Linked DNA regions of Homo sapiens: region 2 is linked to region 1. A link is a loop called in an ENCODE intact Hi-C map of the cell type or tissue named here. Cell type or tissue: Caco-2. All regions are shown on one strand. Links, peaks and the distances in the headings refer to the core of each region. The heading gives the core; the rest is flanking DNA.

Region 1 (8,088 bases), core at 1,684-5,683:
GTTGAATCCTTGAATAGACCAATAACAAGTTCTGAAATTAAGGCAGTAATAAATAGCCTACCAACCAAAAAAAGCCCAGGACCAGATGGATTCAAAGCCAAAGTCTACCAGAGGTACAAAGAGGAGTTAGTACCATTCCTTCTGAAACTATCCTAAACAACTGAATAGGAGAGACTTCTCCTTAATTCATTTTATGAGGCCAGCATCATCCTGACACTCAAACTGGGGAGAGACACAACGAAAAAAGAAAACTTCAGGCCGATATCCCTGATGAACATCAATGCAAAAATTCTCAATAAAATACAGGCAAATTGAATCCAGCAACACATTAAAAAGCTTAAGCACCATGACCCAGTTGGCTTCACCCCTGGGATGCAGGGCTGCTTCAACATACACAAATCAATAAATGTAAGCCATCACATAAACAGAACTAATGTAAAAAACCACATGATGATCTCAATAGACGCAGAAAAGACCTTTGATAAAATTCAACATCTCTTCATGTTAAAAACTCTCAATCAACTAGGTATTGATGGAAAATATCTCAAAATAATAAGAGTCATTTATGATAAACCCACATCCAATATCATATGGAATGGGCAAAAACTGGAAGCATTCCCTTCGAAAACCAGCACAAGAGAAGAATGCCTTTTCTCACCACTCCTATTCAACATAGTATTGGAAGTTATGGCCAGGGCAATTAGGCAAGAGAAAGAAGGGTATGTAAATAGGAAGGGAGGAAGTCAAATTGTCTCTCTTTGCGGGCGACATGATCCTACATCTAGAAAACCCCATCATCTCAGCCCAAAAGCTCCTTAAGCTAATAAGCAACTTCAGGAAAGTCTCAGGATACAAAATCAATGTGCAAATGTCATAAGCATTCCTATACACCAAAAATAGACAAGCAGAGAGCCAAGTCATGAATGAACACCCATTCACAGTTGCTACAAAGAGAATAAAATACCTAGAAATACAGCTAACAAGGGATGTGAAAGACCTCTTCAAGGAGAACTACAAACCACTGCTCAAGGAAATAAGAGAGGACACAAACAAATGGGAAAACATTCCATCCTTATAGATAGGAAAAATCAATATTGTGAAAATGGCCATACTGCCCAAAGTAATTTACAGATTTAATGCTATTCCCATCAAACTACCATTGACATTCTTCACAGAATTATAAAAAACTACTTTGAAATTCATATGGAATCAAAAAAGAGCCTATATAGCCAAGACCATCCTAAGCAAAAAGAACAAAGCTGAAGGCATCACGCTACCTGACTGCAAACTATACTACAATGCTACAGTAACCAAAACAGCGTGATACTGGTGCCAAAACAGACACATAGACAAATGGAACATAATAGAGATCTCAGAAAAAAAACCAGATCTACAACCATCTGATCTTCAACAAACGTGACAAAAACAAGAACAGGGAAAGGATTCCCTATTTAATAAATGGTGCTTGGAAAACTGGCTAGCCATATGCAGAAAATTGAAACTGGGCCCCTTCCTTACACGTTATACAAAAATTAACTCAAGATGGATTAAAGACTTAGATGTAATACCTAAAACCATAGAAACCCTAGAAGAAAACCTAGGCAATACCATTCAGGACATAGGCATAGACAACGATTTTATAATGAAATTGCCAAAAGCAATTGCAACAAAAGCAAAAATTGACAAATGGGATCTAATTAAATTAAAGAGCTTCTGCATAGCAAAAGAAATTATCATCAGAGTGAACAGGCAACCTATAAAATGAGAGAAAATTTTTAAAACCTGCCCATCTGACAAAGGTCTAATATCCAGGATTTACTAGGAACTTAAACAAATTTACAAGAAAAAACAAACAACCCCAGTGAAAAGTGGGCAAAGGACATGAACAGACACTTCTCAAAAGAAGACACTCATGTGGCCAACGAACATATGAAAAACAGCTCAACATCATTGATCATTAGATAAATGCAAATGAAAACCACAATAAGATACCATCTCATGCCAGTCAGAATGGCGATTATTAAAAAGTCAAGAAACAACAGATGCTGGCGAGGATGTTGAGAAACAGGAACGCTTTTACACTGTTGGTGGGAATGTAAATTAGTTCAACCATTGTGGCAGACAGTGTGTCAATTCCTCAAGGATCTAGAACCAGAAATACCATTTGACCCAGCAATCCCATTACTGGGTATATGCCCAAAGGAATATAAATCATTCTATTTTAAAGATACATGCTACTATAAAAACACATGCACATGTATGTTTATTGAAGCACTATTCACAATAGCAAAGACATGGAATCAACCCAAATGCCCATCAATGATAGACTGGTTAAAGAAAATATGGTACATATACACCATGGAATACTATGCAGCCATAAAAATGAATGAGATCATGTCCTTTGCAGGGACATGGATGAAGCTGGAAGCTATCATCCTCAGCAAACTAACACAGGAATAGAAAACCAAACACTGCATGTTCTCGCTCATAAACGGGAGCTGAACAATGAGAACACATGGACAGAGGGAGGGAAATAACACACATTGGGACCTGTAGGTGGGACGGGGGAGAGGGAGCATCAGGATAAATAGCTAATGCATGTGGGGCTTAATACCTAGGTAATGAGTTGATAGGTGCAGCAAACCACCATGACACATGTTTACATATGTAACAATCCTGCATGTTTAGCACATGTATCCCAGAACTTAAAATAAAATTAAAGAAACACAGAGCATGTCCGTAAGAAATGCTCAACAAATGTTAGTGATGATGCTAATGATATTGATAATGATGACAATAATAAAGATGTCAGTCTACATGGTGGAAAAAATTTCCTGAAAGAAACTGAGTGGTGAGAGGCCCTTCCCTGAAGATTAACCACAACAATTTCCGCCCATTTACTCCTAGGGAAACAGTAGAAAGGGTTCTCCACCCCAGTCATTGAACCGATTCAATATGCCCATAGATACATGTCCATATTCTTCTATCTGCAAATTCCAAATCCTTGAAACTCCAAAAACTAAAAGTTGTTTTGTAAATTTGGAACCAAAACTAACTGATCTGAAATGCTAAGAGGCAGAAAGTTATCTTTTAAAATCTCCCTTATTGGGCACATTCATAAGTTTCTTTGCAGAAATACTAATGTGTTTGATTATGCAGTGCTGCCTCAGATTCCACTAGGGGGTTAAATAACATTCAATGGAAGCACATATGATAATTTATAGATGATATTTGGATGTAAGGGTTTCCATTAGGAGTTTGGACCTGCATTTATAAAATGATGAAAGTTTGCCCTGCCGGGGACTGGGATGCTGGTGGCTACTCAGTCACAGATGTTCTTCAGTTTAGGATGAATGTACACACATCAGCACTGTTGTGAGGACTGTTGTGTTCCTAAATTTGGAAAAACTTTGAGGTTTTTCTCCCTGGGGAGCATGATTGACACAAATGAACATAACTAGGTAGTGGGGTTGTGTTGGTGGGAATTTAGTGAGGATGAGATTCTGATTTGTTTTACTCTCTGCTTATGGAGACCTACAGAGAGCTGCAGGGGACAGAAAGAGGCCTCCCAATGGTGTGACTACAGCCCTTATCCAATTGTGGGCTAAGTCCTATCACTCTTCACACATACCATTTGCTGTGATGCTGAACCTCAGATTGTCCAGAAGGGGGAGCTGAGAGAATAAATCCATAGGTTCACAAGAAGCAGTAATGTGGTTATGAAATTGGTCCTGAGATTTCATTTTCAATTGTTAGAGATTCAGGGGTCACACCCACCTGGATCAACATGTCATATAGTTTGGCTTAACCCATATTAATAAAAATGTTTTTTTTTCACCTCTGGCAACTGGAGAAAACAAAATCTAGTCACCTTTTCAGACCCTCTGACATTTAACGTTCTGGCTCCTAGTTACCTTTCCATCTTCATTTATTACTATTCCAATTCTCCTATTTTCTGGGATCATCCTCCAAAACTCCACCCATGGCAGACATGGTTAATAGATCCCAGGATGTTGTCTCATTGAGCCTATCTTGGGCTTAAAAATAAAATTCTTCTGAAAGCAGCATTTTGTAGACTTTGCAATCAGATGCGGCTGGCACAAGAGATGAAATCTCCACATGGTCTAATGTTTCCTAAATAGTTTCTGCATCTGTGCCAACAATTACCATGAGACTCGATTGCATTTTCTTCTTTCCACCTCTTTTAGTTAAAAATCTTCTTGTCTTAAACTTACCCACCTTGAGGGATTGTTAGGATGATCAAATAATCAAAAAAGATAGTTACCAGGAAATGGCCTCATTAGTGAGATGACATGCTATGTTAAGACAGGGGCTGTCCTCCTCAAATTCCAACCTTTTCTTTAAGTTTTTCCATCCATCACTAAACTTCTCTTCCTCTTCTCAGCTAGCTCTGAGGTAGTAGATATTGATCACAGACATCCTCTCTTTCCCTACTGCTGTAGGCTGGTGGAGGGCAGAGCTATATCTTGTCAACTTCTTTATTTCCCCAATGTCAGAGCCTGGGCAAGTGTGTTTTGCCTATACTGCTACCTGCTACATTCTCAATTAACTGGTTACTGGAGAGAAAGGGGCTGTGCATCCTCTGGAATTTTCAATGTAATGTTGACTAAAGTCACAGTGGACTCTGAATAACAGAGAGGTAGTGTAGGATAGGGCTGAATAAAATCATGTTGTGGTAGATGCAAGTTGGCATGGATCTCTAGCACAGAATGATTCTTTCAGGGGACAATTTTTACTACAGCTCTTTTTCTTTTCTTTCTTTTTTTTTTGCTGCTAGTAATTGACCCTACTTATCCCATGAATTTCAAATCTTTGTTAAAGTTTATCACATTCACCAAGGTTTTGTGTAGTGCATTTGAGTGCTTGTTTGTGTGTGAGATTTGATGGACTTTAATTTCACATTTGGTTTAATATGCTGCAAATATCAGAAGGGGTAAGCATGGAATAGAGTCCATTTAACAAATAAAGACACAGAAATACATAGAGGTTAAGAAACTTGTCCAAGGTGGCAAACTAGCATCGCCTGTTAGATGTTCTTTTTTTTTTTTTTCTGCCAACCATCCTGATTCTGGCAACCTGATTTTGCTCCATGTAGCTTCCAGCCTAACATCATCCTACCAGGTTCTTTTGTGTCTCTTCCCTTATTCTCTCTTCTTTCTCTTTTTTCAGAAGCAAAACCTAATTATTTGCATTTTCTCCCCTTTATTCTACCCTCATCCATCTTTGGAGTCCATCCATCACTGAACTTGGATGGAACCACCAAACTATCTAGTTTGGGTTCTTCTTGACATCTATGTCTCCAGGGCTTCGCTTTCTTCTTTAAGTAGTTACTATCCTTGCCACATTTAATGAATATGTTTAAGCTTCCAGAAATCCTTCAAGGTAGAAGGCAGGGTGGTTAAAACCTGACAGTTTTCTGCTCATGTTTTTGGAACGTGACACCTGATGGTTGAGGTTGCTGAAGATGCACTCCAAAGATGCATGGGGGTAGAATAAAGGGGAGAAGATGGTGGTCCTTTTGGAATTTGGGTTGTGCCAACAAAACTGGCCAGTGCTTGAGGGGCATTTGCCCTAGGCCGTCGAACTTGCAGTCTCCATAAGATCCCTGTGTGGGGAAAGCAAGCTAAGTCCTAGTGTTGTACAACTCCAGGGGATGTCACCTACATTGTGGCCTATGTGAGTCCTGCCCCTGGATTTGTGCAATGCACACCCTGTTGGGCAGCATGTGGTGGAACTGACTGAGGAGAGACCCTGTAAAGAGAGGAAGTCCACCTGTGGTCAGTACTTAAATGAAAGAGGAGACAGGGAAGAAAGGCCTGATACCACTACATGAGGTGCAGAAAAATAACTGAAATACTCCTTGTTATGGTTTGGCTGTGTCCCCACCCAAAATCTCATCTTGAATTGTAATCCCCATAATCCCCACATGTCAAGGGAGAGACCAGGTGGGGGTAATTGAATCATGGGGGCAGTTTCCCCCATGCTGTTCTCATGATAGTGAGTGAGTCTCACAAGATCTGATAGTTTTATAGGGGGCTCTTCCCCCTTCACTCTGCCACTCTTCTCCCTGCTGCTTTGTGAAGAAGGTGCCTTGCTTTTCCTTCACCTTCTGCCATGATTGTAAGTTTCCTGAGGCCTCCCCGGCCATGCTGAACTGTGAATCAATTAAACCTCTATCCTTTATAAATTATACAGTCTCAGGCAGTTCTTCATAGCAGTGTGAGAACAGACTAACACACTCTTTCAGAAATTGAAAGGGAGTAACCAATCTGAGTCATACATTATTATACTTGAGGCATCTATGTTATTAAAAGTATGAGTGTATAAAAGGCACTTGTCCATGTATTTAATTTGTTCTCATTAAAAAAATCTAAGATGGACCATACCATATGATGAGGAGGGAGGGTCAGGATGGTCTGTATGATTTGAAGAGGTTCTTTACTTCCATCCAGGGTTCAGGGTCATGCAAATATCAAGTTTCCTGGTACAGTTTTTCAAGCAGTTAGCTGTTCCTTTACTTGAACTTCCAGACCACCCAGATTAGAACAACCCCTCTTATTCTTATTCTAATCTAAAAGCACATGATTATTAGGGCACCTGGCATTCTTTTTAGGAGCCTGAGAGCTCTGGAGGATGGAGTTTGTTTGCAAACTCTTCAGTGCTTGTAAGTGTTGCATGTACCTGATACCCACTATTTGTTCATTGGATTTGATGTAGCTCTGAATATTCTCTCCTGTTCAATGACTTCTGTTCCATGATTGTCTCTTCTGTGAAACAAATTTCTAGGCCATTTCTCTGTTTGATTTTCACTGGAGCTCCTATTAGTAACTTGCTTGATCTTCATTTCTCTTTCACTCAGACAGCTCCTCTCTGAGTCCGTCAAACTCACAGAACTGGGAAGGACCCCAGGGTCTCTTTAGATTCGTATCTTTACAGATGAAGGAACTGAGTCCCAGAGGGTGGAAGTGACTTCTCCAAGGCCACACAGAGAGTTTGGGCCTCAGGATCTCAGTCTGAGATTTTAGGCTCTTCCTGCCTTACTTTTTCCTCTGGTTCTTCCCCTCTGTCATTACCTCTTGTTTCATTTCACTTAACTCGTGGCTGGAATTGCCCCCAAAGTGGCAGCAGGGCCACAAGGGAATGCCCCAAACAATCCTGAGATGGGGGATTCCATCTCATTTAGTACTTCCAAGAAGTACTAAACACTAGAGGAAAGAGGTGTTGTACCTAGGTATAACCAGTATAACCACAGTGAAGGGGTCAGGGTGTGGAGATTTTATGAGGGTTTAAGGAATTTTGCTAAGATGCCAGGGACAGCTTCTTTCAGTGTTTTGGGCAACAACCTAGATACCTTTATCAGTGCCTGAGAATGTTTATAAGGCCCCAGTTTGGGTGCAAACATGCTAGGAAAAACCTGTAGCTGGCTGGGTCATAGAGTGGTCAAGGCATTGGGGGACCCTACACCTCTCTTGGCCTCTTTCTCTATTTGGGTGATATTACTGGGGTAGGACCAACATGGATAATTCGCCCTTCCAGAAATAGAAAATGCAATGGAAAATAATTCTAGGGGCATGTCTGACATTGAGGCAGGTCTGCGGGAAGTGGTAGAACTGTCCAAACTGACTCATTTTGCTGAGATGTCTGGAAAATGGACAAAAGAACAATCAGGGAAACACAGGCAGAACCACCTCTTTCTGCCTTGCTGCTTCTGCACCAGCCATGAGTCTATGTCTTTGCCTTTCTGTACCTGTCTCTCTCTCTGATTTTCTTTCTTTCTATAGCTGTGTCTCTCTGGGTGTGTTTGTCTCTGTTCCTCTCACTGTTTCTTCTGTTCTCTCTCTGCTCCATTTTTGCCCCATCACATCCTTCATGCCCACATAATAATTTAAAGAGGATTCTCAGCCAGTCCTCACAAACTTTCTTCTCTCTCTCTCTCTTTTTTTTTAACCTCCAAATTATCCCCTTCTCTGAAGTCCCTCCAAGTTTTTCTCTGATACTTTCTTCTTGTCCAAGGGTGAATATATGGAAATGGAATGTGTGATAGATGGGGAGATGGTTTCCTTCTCT
Region 2 (8,088 bases), core at 2,753-6,752, 130 kb after region 1:
TCTCATTTTCTGGAGAACACTCCTGGATGTACTGCATGCTCTTCCTTGACATAGAACTGAGAGGAAATGATATCATTGACCTTGGAAAGAAGGCAGCTCATGAGCAGACTCCTGCATCCCCTCTATTCTTCTTCCCAGAGGCAGTGAGCAGACCTGCAATAAAAGGGAACAGCTGTTCTCAGAAAGACCAACTGCAGAGGACACTCTGTTAAGTGGAAAGTGCCTATAGGAGATCCAGTGAGACCTGGTGACTGAGCCAGCCTTTGCAAGATGCTGGACAACCCTGTGATTTTCAGGTGGGAGCTACTTGAGAAAAATATTTACCAAGCATCTTCTAAATTCCACACCTAGTCTGTTGCACTAGAAATTCAAGGACATGTTCTTTGCGTCTTAAAGACTTCAGAATGCAGTTGAAGAGAAAGATGTGAGGAAAAGTATTTCAACTATGCTGTTATAAGTTTTATCGTAGAGCAATCTGTGAGGCCAAGTAAGTTCAGAATGGGCTTCATGGACTGAATCTAAGCTTCATGAAGTTGAAGTTTTCTTCTGCCAAAAGAAAAAGAATGTTTCTAACATCAAACCAAGCAATTCCCAGGTGAGGACCAACATTATTTGTTTCAATTGTCAGGTGAATATTCTCTACAAAATTCCTCATGTAGACAACATCTTAGGCCAAAACTGTACAGTTGATATCAGAGACTTCCAGAGTGGACTCTCCCAATAACCCTCAGTCTGAACTGACGACATGACATCAAAGCTCCTTGCCGGGAGCATTGGCTGCAAGCACTGGCTTCCTGTTTTCTCCGACCTGTAGGAAACCCTCACTAACAGCCATGTCCTACTACAGCATTTGGAAATTGAGGGTGGACAGATAGGATTCAGCATCAATGGAGTCTGGGCCTGGAAAAGCAATGGATCTGGACTGAGGGGACCTGAGTTCAACATTGTTAACAGTGTGATAAGAGCCGCTAATAAATTTGGTTGGACAAATTGAAAACTATATACCTCTTTATTGTTTTCATAGCTACTTTACACTGTCTCCTGCATACTCAAATTGCATGTGTCAGCTCCCCTTAGTGAGGGTCAATCTGAGGGGCAGCCTCACTGTCTAAGAGCAGCACAGAGCCTACTGTGATGTCACATCTCTTGGTGGTCTCTTCTGTCTGCTTGAGTTATCTGTGGAAGGGATAATCACTGGTGGAGAATAGTTCTGAATTTTGTACTGATCCTGTGTTTATAATTAAATGTTTTTAATTGTAAAATTTACATAACATACATTTTACAACTTCAACTATTTTAGTTGTAAAATTCTGTTTCATTAAGTATATTCCAATAAGTTGTAACCATTACCACTGTCCCCTTTAAGAACTTTGCATTATTCCACACAGAAAGTCTTTGCTCATTAACTAATGGCTACACATTCCCTCCATCATCCAGCACCAGGCTCCTCCTAACTTATTTTCTGTGTTCACAAATTTCCTAGTTTCAATATCTCATAAAATTTGAACTTACAATATTGTTCTTTGGTTTGGCTTATTTTCCTTAGCACAATGTTTTCAGGTTCATCTATGTCACAGCATGTATTAGAATTCTATACCAACTGTAAGTTATTATCCAGATACTATAATTGACATTAGCATGGAAAGGTCAGATATTTTCAGTTTTGCTTCTCACGTGAACGACCATAAAACTAACTGAAAGTTACAGCCAGAAAAATTTGTGCAAAACCTGGAAGTAAGAAGAATTCTCCTACAACTGAAAGAATCTGTAAGTGAATAATGATTTTTCAAGATAGTTTCCACTTTATAATCAATACTGCCATTTCCAATGGGCAAAATGGAACTGGTGGGGCATATTTACAGGCTCCTCACTGGTCTATTAGTCCAGGAAGAGCTAAATAAGAACTTACCAGTTCTCAAGGGGAAGCGGCCATGGTTGTCTTTACTAGAAATCAAGGCCAGTGTGTCACCATGCTGTGGACAAATGACAGGAGAGGACTTTTCATAAAACCAATTTGTGAGAGTGTTTTTATGAAGAAAGAGTCTGTCTCTAAGGACATTATTTTGCTTTATATCTGAGAATTCAGTGGAATGTAGAGATAACAGAACTCACTTATTCAGAATCGAGCTCCCAACTTCAGTAATGCTTCCAGTCATAGAAGGGAATATGGTTTCAGGGGAACATAGTCTGAGAGATCAATAAGGAAACTTCCTTTTTGATACAATCAGGTAGGAAACGTATAAAGATGAGTTTAGGGTTGTGGAGAGGAACTCCTTTTATTACAATGAAAATTGCAGAAAAAGTTTTCAGTGTAAGATAACAGGAAAAATGTGTTGGTAATATCAAGGAGAATCTAAACATTGTACTGTCAGACTAATGCTTTCTGTGGATGAAAACTGGAACTGTCAGTATAGATAAACATCTATTCGACGACCTTGAGTTACCGCTGAGACATTTCTGAGGCACAACACTAAGAAAACGCATGTAATTGTCAAGCGTGGCAGGGCAGTATTGCTCTCAAAGTCCCGTCTGACTGACAGGGCAGAGGTTCTTCCTCACTGCCCGAATCTGCTTCCCGACAGCTCCAGGGTTCCCTCAGGAAGCCGCCCTCCACCTTCACCTCAGGCATGTCCTGCAGAGCCCTCTGGAGAACCAGCTTCAGGTTCTGCCTATTTTGACGCTGCCTAAAGGAGCCCACGAAGAAGTAAATGACGGGGTTGGCACTACCGTTTAGAGGGGACAGGAAAATGGAAACTAGATGGACATGACAGAAAATGACTTCCAAATCCAGGTGGATCCCAGTAGACAGAGCCCACCGAATGCCGAAGGGCAGGCTGCGGAGTAGGAAGACTAGCACTGTGAGCAGGATCGTCACGTACAGCCCGGTCAGAGGCATCTTCCAGGATCCACAGAGAATCCTAATCAGCAGGACCAGGCTGGACCCACAGAGAACCACACATAAAAAAATCAGCCACACGACTGTGATGAAATCTGATGGTTGACACCAAATAGAATCAGCATCACTAAACAGGAAGTCACAGAACATTCACTCCAGGATGCTCCGCAGTAGGGACAGGGCCCAAAGCAAGACACACACGACCGCTGACAGGTGTGTGGGGGGAGGAGGCAGCGGTACCAGATGGGCCACAGGACGCACAGGCAGCGCTCGGTGCTCATGGCACTCAGAAAGCTCAGGCCTGTAAAGTATAGAAAGGTCATCACAGGAATGAGGATTTTGGAGATGGGATGACAGATATTGATGAGGAGTGAGGCGGAATGTATAACGTGGCCGCTGAGGAAGAGGAAGTCTGCCGCAGCCAGGTTGAGGATGTAGATGGAGACGGCGTTCCTGCGCATGCGGAAGCCCAGGAGCCAGAGCACAACCGCGTTTCCTGTCAGCGTGACAAGGGAAATGATGCACGTCAGCCCCATGAGGCTCAGGGTCTGCTTGTAGCAAGGAGTCTCCTCAGTTCTGTTAATTGGTGTCAGTTCTGCATCCAAGGCTGGGTTGCTTGGATCCACGCTCAGAAACGGTAGTCTGGTGTCCCTGGGAACACAAACCAGATGTGATCACCAGCTGTTTGATCTCTGATTCTCCCCACTACCCTGCCATGTGGGATTTACTGTTCTCATTTTAAAGAGGAGAGAAACAGAGGCTCACAGAGAATAAGTCACCTATCAAAAGGTGGGGGTCCTCAAATCCATTTGAAATCCAGTTCCTGCTGACTCTGAAGCCTGACCTCTCTTTATTGCCACACAAGTTCTGTACTGACATGGGGATAACATTAGGATCAAAACACCCCCATTCAAGTGGCCAGGGCTGTGGACCCGATGATTACTCTATCCTGGGCCTGAAATTTCTCTCAGGTGGAGGAATTCAGATACACAAAGAGGTGGTTGTGACACCCTCATGACTAGGACTGGTCATCCATGGATAGGAAAGAAGACCATGCATTATGAAGCAGAGGAAAATGAGACCTTTGCTAGGATAAGTGTGGAAATGGCTGGGCCTGGTGGGTGAGAAATAACTCAGTGTGTCAGTTATTGCAGACAGGACTGCATTTTACATTTTATACTCCCAGTGCCTATTTCCATGAGCAGCACACTGTGCTCTTCATAAATATTCATTCAATGAATGAATGCATGCATGAGGAGCCTAATGGTACTGGTAGATTTTGGTGAAATGGAAAATAAAGATGAAAGCACAATGTAAGGCATTAGAACACACATTTGTAATTATATGAAGAGAATTTCAACAATCAGAAATCTATTTGTGGACAGCTCTATCTGTGTTGAAAAGAATGATTGATGTGTGCCCAACACCAGAAAATGACCACTGATGAGCCTTTGACATGAGGTCTCAGTGTAGCTTTGCTGAACACCTAGAAGCATTTTTGTACACAGCGTTTGTGTAGGGTGTGGGTCTGAGCTGAACTGTTAAGCAGTAGAGCAGAGGAAAGAGTAAGTGTGGGTGAGCCTGAGTGCAACTGAAGGAAGTAACTGAAGTGTTGGAATATCTATGGGGGACTAATAAGTGTTCTGCTCCGTATACAAAATGTAACCCAATTTCTGTCTCTCTTTCAGTAGATCTGTGGTTTATTTCTCTGTTGATGAAAATATTTGTATTAGCAGAGTCAATGAGGGAAATAGGGCTAGTATAGGGCTTGGAGTATAAAGAGAGAGATTCATGCAGATTTCAGCTGGAGAATGAGGACTGGGTCTAATCTGGGAGAATAACAGCAGCTGATTGAGAGTTTATTAGGTATTGTCTCTTTTAATTATCTGAAGAGCCTAGGAGGTAAGAATGAGTATTATTCCCATATGGCCAATAATGCACTGGAGCACAAAAAGAATGAATTATTTGTCCTGGGACTTATATAGTATGAAGTTGAGCCCAGCAGGGCTGACTCATGATCCAGTCTTTGACTAGCCCTTTCGAACCAGCACGACTCTGTGTCGATTATACATGTTAGAGGGAGTAAAGCAACAGAGTGATTCTCAAGTGAAATCCAAGTTGGCAGTCAAAATTGTGGGCTGAAAGAAAAAACTAACCTAAACAAACTCCAGATAGAGAATGAGAAGCTAATCAAATAGGGAACAATATAGAGGAGAGTGAAAACCATTTAGGAACAAATTCAGGAGTTCCTTTTTGCCTACCTGAGGCCACCTTTGCTCTGGAATCCCAAGAATGCACATGGGCAGGAGGCTTCCATGTGGAAAGAAGATTCACCCTCTGGTGGGAGTACAGAGAAACATCAAGAATTAATGTATCCATCCTGACCTTTAGTAGAAAGACAAGCTGCCATATCCATGATTGGCCCGAAAAGGCAATGGGAGGAAAAGGAGAACATCTGTTATCCACATTCAGGGCACTAAACACTTTGTCCATCTATATTTAGGGTATGATATATTTATCTTCCTCATGAAACCTGAAGCTCCATAAGCTGTCTTTTTCACTGTAGTATCATCAACATTTAGCATGTCTTTCTTAAAGACCATCTATGGTATTATCCTCATATGACATAAGATGAAGCCGAGGCCTATAGAATTAAAGGGTTTTCCTGAGATCATAACATGGAAAGCAGGTCCAATACCAGTCCCTGGTCCCTGGAGCCCTGTTTGAGACTTCTGAACTGTTCTCTGTCCCATCATTTATTATTTCTGAGGAGTTCTTGAAAAATCTTGATGTGAGCACAGAATCAGAGACAGTGCGGGGCTGAAGAGACTGCTAGGTTGCCCCAATAATCATTTTCCTCTTTGGTCACATAACAGTTCTGAGAGTGTAAAAGCAGCACAAGGACCCACATCCCAGTGTTCCTTGATGATGGTGCCATCATATGAGCAGGAGCTCTTCAATGTAAGATGCACAAAAGTGATCCCTGGCTCATGGGATCAATAGAACAAGCAAGGCCTCTCCTTCCTTTCATCCTTTTCCATGATGCTGGAATGCCGATGTGGCTGGGAATCATGCAGGATCACAAAAATGAGGGCAACTCTCTAGGCACTGGGGAGTTTCAATTTTGGAATTCTGATTTATGATGCCTTGGAGCTTCCAGCTGGGATCTAGAAGATGGTCATCTCTGGGTATTCATTGGGGCTTGCTTCCGCAACCTCAGCACACACCAAAATATGCAGATGCTCATTTCTTTATACAAAACGATGTGATATTTGTATACAACCTATGCACTTTCTCCTAGATACATTAAATAATTTCTAAGTTACTTAGAATAACTGACAAAATGTAATTGCTATGTAAATTCTTTTTTTTACTCTATCAATTCAGAAGTAATGACAAGAAAAAACAAGTTTATACCTGCTCAGTATATACACAACTCCGCCATACTCTTATTTTTAAAATAGTTTCCACCTGTGGTTTGTTGAATCTGCAGATTCAGAATGTAGTGACCCAGAGGCACAACTGTACTTTCTTGTTAAGATATTTCTACTTCGTGTCTTTATGAGAGCAACCAAACTTATATTCTAAACAAAAGAAATATGTCCTCTCTTTAAAAAATTACATTTAATTTTCTACGCATTTTTGATGAACGCAAACATGTCTGCATAGAAGTGACAGTAGAGAAGGACATGCCAAACATTAGTCTGATAGAGTTGAAATGAGACCAGAATCAATCACCTTTAGACAGAAAAAACCACAGGAAGTAGGAGGATATAAGAAGGTGTGAGGGATAGTCTTAGTTGCCAGGAGGATTTGCTTTCCATTCTTCTCTATCCTGTTGACATCCCAAGAGAGTGGCTTCTATGTACCACATCAGTGGGATTCTTTTAAATTCTTGTTTCTGGTGGAATTGAGATACTGGGAGACACCAGGGGGAGACTGGAAGACAGCAGGAGAGCCACTTGGGATTTCCACCTCCTGGCTCTCTGCCAGTGTATTAGTTCATTCTTGAATTGCTACAAAGAAATACCTGAGACTGGGAAATTTATGAAGAAAACAGGTTTAATTGGTTCATGGCTCTGCAGGCTATACAGGAAGCATAGCAGCTTCTGCTTCTAAGGAGGCCTCAGGAGGCTTCCATTCATGGTGAAAGGCCAAGGGGGAGAGAGGCATCTCACATGGTGAAAGCAGGAGCAAGAGAGAGAGGGAGGAGGTGCTACACACTTTTAAACAACTAGATATCATGAGAACTCATCAGTGTCACAACAACAATACCAAAGGGGGATGGTGTTAAAACATTCATATGAAAACATCCCCGTGATCTAACAATCATCTCCCACCAGGCCCTCCTTCCAACATCGGGAATTACAATCAACATGAGATTTGGGTGGAGACACAGATCCAAAGCATATCAGCCTGTGTGGCTGTGTGTTGGCCATACAGGGCTTCTCCACCTGCCCGCTCTTGTTCTCCCACCCCTATGGATACAGCTATGGCTATGGCTATGGTGACAATAATAACTGCTCCTTCCCTGTCCCTTTCAGTCTAGGGGAGGACTTAGTGCTCCCCTAGGTATTGCTGCTTAGGGTGCTGACCCATGCATTTTCTCTTTCCTTAACCCTGCATGTCTTTGTAAATACTTCCCTCATGAAACACTCCTCAATCATTTCAGTTTGGACCATCCATGTCTTCCTTGAAACTTTCCAGATAGGCAAGGAAGAAAAATTTTGAAAAGTAAGTAAAACAGCAAAACTGGCTTCTACAGCAGTTCAGCTCTAGGAAGCAAGGCCTGCATGTCCCCTTGCTCATTAAATGAATGTTAGAGGTAGCATTCTCTCCATGAGGGCAGATTGAATGATTGGAATAAAGGAAGTGATATGGGGAGATAAATCAGAAGCGGGGACCCTATTTGGAACTCACACAGACTGGGCTGGTAGCAATCGGTTTCCAGAAGGAAGCTCCATGTCTCCTGTCTTTTCATGAAACAAGATCATGATCCCCTGCATGTAGCACGGAGGTGGAAACACAGGAAAGTGATCTTGTAGCTAAAACCATAACTGACTATAAAAGAAGACAGTTCTTGGTACTTACCCTTGTCTTTCCTTTTTCTTTTGTCCAGAGGTGAAGATCTCCCTTGTGGTAAAGGTGGAGGGCCTTTCTGGGATTCAGTAACTTCAGAGGACCCTTTTGTG

The links. Peaks named below come from ENCODE experiments on the same cell type or tissue, not always from the same donor. Only the 100,000 strongest peaks of a DNase experiment are listed, where the experiment ranks them.
Region 2: a loop joins it to region 1, with 6 times the contacts of the local background. A loop is called at or near these places in 1 of 110 quality-filtered maps.

The regions. Positions count from the first base shown.
Region 1 is chr11:18,841,303-18,849,390 of GRCh38, forward strand. No RefSeq gene overlaps it. Among named protein-coding and RNA genes, the nearest start is that of PTPN5, 54 kb to the left of the region's middle. In Caco-2, for the core only: a CTCF peak has its summit at 3,694 (motif pointing right); a DNase peak (open chromatin) is centred at 3,629.
Region 2 is chr11:18,969,181-18,977,268 of GRCh38, forward strand. It overlaps the pseudogene MRGPRX10P. Among named protein-coding and RNA genes, the nearest start is that of MRGPRX1, 34 kb to the left of the region's middle. In Caco-2, for the core only: no CTCF peak of the experiment used is centred there; a DNase peak (open chromatin) is centred at 5,181.